Linked DNA regions of Homo sapiens: region 2 is linked to region 1. Evidence: read pairs that join two places in POLR2A ChIA-PET (ENCODE). Cell type or tissue: PC-9. All regions are shown on one strand.

Region 1 (2,500 bases):
AGTTTTGCTCTTGTTGCCCAGGCTGGAGTGCAATGGCAAAATCTCGGCTCACTGCAACCCCCACCTCCCAGGTTCAAGTGATTCTCCTGCCTCAGCCTCCCGAGTAGCTGGGATTACAGGCATGTGCTACCACACCTGGATAATTTTGTATTGTTAGTGGAGACTGGCTTCACCATGTCTGTCAGGCTGGTCTTGAACTCCTGACCTCAGGTCATCCTCCCGCCTTGGCCTCCCAAAGTGCTGGGATTACAGGCATGAGCCAGCATGCCCAGCCGAGATCATACCTGTTAAATAGCACTCATTGTAGGTAGTAATTGAACAGTTTGCCCATAGCTTCATTGACCTACTTTCTTGGAGTACAATGGCGCCATCTCTGCTCACCGCAACCTCTGCCTCCCAGGTTTAAGCAGTTCTCCTGCCTCAGCCTCCTGAGTAGCTGGGATTACAGGCATGTGCCACCACGCCGCCTGGCTGATTTTGTATTTTTAGTAGAGATGGGGCTTCGCCGTTTTGGTCAGGCTGGTCTTGAATTCCTGACCTCAAGTGATCTGCCCGCCTTGGCCTCCCAAAGTGCTAGGATTACCGTGCCCGGCCCATTGACCTACTTTTTATTAATTTGTTCATTAATAATTAGAGATGAGGTCTCACCAAGTTTCCCAGGCTGGTATTGAACTCCTGGGCTCAAAGCATCCTGCCACCTCAGCCTCCCAAAGTGTTGGGATTACAGGTGTGAACCACCATACCCACCCTTCATTGGCCCACTTTTTAGAAAAGGATCCAGGCCAGTCGTGGTGGCTCATGTCTGTAATCCCAGCACTTTGGGAGGCCAAGACGGGCGGATCACCTGAGGTCGGGAGTTCGAGACCAGCCTGACCAACATGGCAAAACCTTGTCTCTACTAAAAATACAAAATTAGCCAGGCATGGTGGCACGTGCCTGTAATCCCAGCTACTTGGGAGGCTAAGGCATGAGAATTGCTTAAACCCGAGAGGCGGAGGTTGCAGTGAGCCGAGATCGCGCCACTGCACTCCAGCCTGGGCGACAAGAGTGAAACACTGTCTCAAAAAAAAAAAAAAAAGGATCCGGAGTTGGGAAACCCTGTAATGCTTCTGTGTTTATCAAGTGTTTAGAGTGTAAGATACAGTTACTTGATGCTTTAGTTTGAAAATCGCATCATTTTGCATAATTTTATGGATTCTTGTTTTGCTGTTGACTCACTTGAGAACTTTTTTGAACTCTTACTGTGTATCAAACTTTTTTAGATTCGTTGGATGCGAAGACAAATCAAATCTCATGGAGCTTAGTCATAGCATGATATGCAAACAAGACAGGAATGCGTGTGAGTCATCATTCCGTAATCGAAGCTGCCCAGTAGCTGGAGTAGTCCAGAGAAGGAAGAGAGGGCAAGAAGAGTAGTCAGAAGAGACTGCTGATGTGTCTCCTGTGTTCTTGGAGAGCCATTTCCCATGTGCCCCCAAAGCCCTTCTGTGTGGCAGTATGCTGCGCGTGGCAGTAGCGTATGGGGCCTGGCTCTAGAAACAGCCAGTACGTGGGAAATGAAGCCCGTCCAAGGACCTTAAGCTCAGTTCAGCCAGGAGATGTGATGTTTTTAAATTGGGGCTAAGCAGGCCCATAATTTTTTTTTTTTTGGTTACTTTTCCGTGACATTGGATAGTTGACTTTTTTGTTTTACTCAAGAATTGAAGAAAATTTGCAAATGCCCTTCAATCTTATTTATCTTTTTCAGTCTCTTCTGTATATACAGAAATATGAATGTGAATGAAGTGGAAGGAAGAAAATCAAATAGCTTGCCCTTTCTTAAGGGGAAACAAGTCAATTTGGAAAGGTCCCAGCGTTGTGTAAGTGTTTTCAGTGGCTCAAGCCGAGGAGCTCAGGTTACACTGCATCTCCTGTGTTGGGGGTGGGGACAGCAAGTGACACAGCATACTTACGTAACCGTGACTTCAGGGGACAGGATTAAGCTGTGAATGAACCTCCCAAACCCAGGAATATGATATGAGAACATAGCCTTTGAATTTCTCTCTCAAGTTTGACTTGAAAAATCAGCCTCAGAAACATCTTTATCTTAAGATAGATTTCCGTTGCTCTCAGAACGTCTCTCCCCTGACCTTCTGTTATTAAGTTCATGGACATACAGCATTTTAGAATTAGGTGGGGGCTCCGAAGTCTGCGAGTGCAGCTGTGCACAGGTAAGTCACTTCACCCGCCTGGTGCTGAATTTCCTTTGGGTCTTGAAGCAGGGCCGCGTTGAAACCTGGGTTTCTGGACGTTGTAGCTACCACGCAGCCTGTTTCTGGAAGCTTGGTGTTAAACTCCCTCTCCTGGCAGGTTAAATTCATTGCAAATTCTTCAACTCTCCTTTGCCTCCCAACAGAATTTTTAGATTTAGTAAATAAAGTGGCATTTTCATTTTGTGGATGGGGCAAAATGGACTGGAAAGGGTCTGATGTGTAGAGATGTGATTTTCTTGGGGCAACGT
Region 2 (2,500 bases), 330 kb before region 1:
CTTATCACATATATGTGGTTTGCAAATACTTTCTCCCATCCCATGGATTGCCTTGTATATTAGTCCACTTTCACACTGCTGATAAAGACATATCCAAGACTGAGCAATTTACAAAAGAAAGAGGTTTAATGGGCTCACAGTTCCACGTGGCTGGGGAGGCCTCACAATCATGGTGGAAGCTGAAAGGCACATCTCACATGGCAGCAGACAAGAAAAAGGAGCTTGTGCAGGGAAACTCCCCTTTACAAAACCATCAGATCTTGTGAGACTTATTCACTATCACAAGAATAGCACAGAAAAGTCCTGCCCCCTGGTTCAATTACCTCCCACTGGGTCCCTCCCACATCATGTGGGAGTTATGGGGGCTACAATTCAAGATGAGATTTGGGTGGGGACACAGCCAAACCATATCACCTTGTCTATTTTTTTGTTTGTTTGTTTTGTTTTTATTTTTAATGTGGAGTCTCAGTCACCCAGGCTGGAGTGCTGTGGTGCAATCTCAGCTTACTGCAACTTCTACCTCCCAAGTTCAAGGGATTCTCCTGCCTCAGCCTCCCAAGAAGCTGAGACTACAGATGTGTGCCACCAGACCCAGCTAATTTTTGTATTTTTAGTAGAGATGAGGTTTCACCATGTTAGCCAGGCTAGCCTCAAACTCCTGACCTCAAGTGATCTGCCTCCCTCGGCCTCCCAAAGTGCTGGGATGACAGGCGTGAGCCACTGCACCTGACCTCACCTTGTCTGTTGATAGTGAGTGTCCTTTGAGGCACAAAGGTTTTACTTTTGGTGGAGTCCAATTTATCTATTTTTTCTTTTGTTCCTTGTGTTTTTGGCATCATATCCAAAAATCATTGCCTTAGTCAATGTCATTAAGCTTTTCCCCTATGTTTTCTAAGAGTTTTATAGTTTTAGCTTTTACATCTAGATCTTGGATATATTTTGAATTAATTTTTAGATTTATTTATTTATTTTTGAGACGGAGTCTCATTCTGTCACCGAGGCTGGAGTGCTGTGGCTGCAATCTCAGCTCACTGCAACTTCTGCCTCCCCAGTTCAAGCAATTCTCCTGCCTCAGCCTCCCAGGTAGCTGGGATTACAGGTGCTCGCCACCACACCTGGCTAATTTTCATATTTTTAGGAGAGATGGGGTGTCACCGTGTTGGTCAGGCTGGTCTTGAACTCCTGACCTTGTGATCCACCCACCTCACCTCTCAAAGTGCTGGGATTACAGGCATGAGCCACCGCGCCCAGCCTATTTATTTTTTTAGATGGAGTCTTGCTCTTGTCCTCCAGACTGGAGTGCAATGGTGCGATCTCGGCTCACTGCAACCTCCGCCTCCAAGCTTCTAGCAATTCTCCTGCCTCACTCTCGCGAGTAGCTGGGACTACAGGTGCTTGCCACCACACTGGCTAATTTTTATATTTTTAATAGAGATGGAGTTTTACCATGTTGGCCAGACTGGTCTTGAACTCCTGATTCCAGGTGATCTGCCCTCCTCGGCCTCCCATAGTGCTGGGATTACAGGTGTGAGCCACTGCCTGGCCAGTTTTGTTTTTTTTTTTTTTTTTTTTCTGAGACAGATTCTCACTCTGTGGCCCAGGCTGGAGTGCAGTGGTGCAATCTTGGCTCACTGCAACCTCCACCTCCTGGGTTCAAGCGATTCTTGTGACTCGGCCTCTGGAATAGCTGGGACTACAGGCATGCACCACCATGACTGGCTAATTTTTTTTTTTTTTGAGACAAAGTCTCACTCTTGTCCCCTAGGCTGGAGTGCAATGGCGCTATCTCGGCCCACTGCAACCTCCGCCTCCCAGGTTCAAGCGATTCTCCTGCCTCAGCCCCCCAAGTAGCTGGGATTACAGGCACCTGCCACCACACCCGGCTAGTTTTGGTATTTTTAGTAGAGACAGGGTTTTCACCATGTTGGCCAGGCTGGTCTCGAACTCCTGACCTCAGGTGATCCACCCACCTCCGCCTCCCAAAGTGCTGGGATTATAGGAGTGAGCCACCACTCCCGGCCACGACCGGCTAATTTTTGTAGTTTTAGTAGAGTTGGGGTTTCACCATGTTGGGCAGGCTGGTCTCGAACTCCTGATCGCAAGTGATCTGCCTCCCAAAGTACTGGGATTACAGGCATGAGCCTAGATAGATCTAAATTTGGTGCACAAAGGAATAGGGCACCACAGCATGATCTTGAGCAGGAAGTCCAAGAAGAGAGAGACAGCATCTTCTTGAAGCCCTGGGGTAGAATAAGATCAGATTGTACGTGAAAAACCAGTAGGCTTTTGGGGTGGGTGCGGTGGCTCACGCCTGTAATCCCAGCACTTTGAGAGGCTGAGGCAGGCAGATCGCTTGAACCCAGGAGTTCAGGACCAGCCTGACCAGTATGGTGAGACCTTGTCTCTACAAAATATACAAAAATTAGCCAGGCATGGTGGCACGTGCCTGTGGTCCCAGCAACTTGTGAGGCTGAGGTGGGAGGATCACTTGAGCCTGGGA

Evidence for each region. ChIA-PET counts read pairs that join two places held together with the same protein. Peaks named below come from ENCODE experiments on the same cell type or tissue, not always from the same donor. Only the 100,000 strongest peaks of a DNase experiment are listed, where the experiment ranks them.
Region 2: POLR2A ChIA-PET joins it to region 1 with 10 read pairs; 3 of 35 experiments call an interaction of 5 or more read pairs at or near these places.

The regions. Positions count from the first base shown.
Region 1 is chr12:122,399,491-122,401,990 of GRCh38, reverse strand. The region is part of intron 1 of CLIP1 (CAP-Gly domain containing linker protein 1); the gene reads left to right. It overlaps CLIP1-AS1 (CLIP1 antisense RNA 1), which reads right to left. Exons shown (of 3, transcript NR_045382.1): 3 at 2,047-2,500. Among named protein-coding and RNA genes, the nearest start is that of CLIP1-AS1, 5.2 kb to the right of the region's middle. RefSeq lists enhancers at 46-731, 1,305-1,354, 732-1,417, 1,375-1,434, 1,455-1,504 and 1 more. In PC-9, CTCF peaks have their summits at 2,173 and 2,376; DNase peaks (open chromatin) are centred at 1,310, 1,910 and 2,310; H3K4me3 peaks cover 1,800 bases; H3K27ac peaks cover 2,500 bases.
Region 2 is chr12:122,734,017-122,736,516 of GRCh38, reverse strand. No RefSeq gene overlaps it. Among named protein-coding and RNA genes, the nearest start is that of HCAR1, 4.4 kb to the right of the region's middle. RefSeq lists an enhancer at 1,900-2,399. In PC-9, no CTCF peak of the experiment used is centred here; no DNase peak of the experiment used is centred here.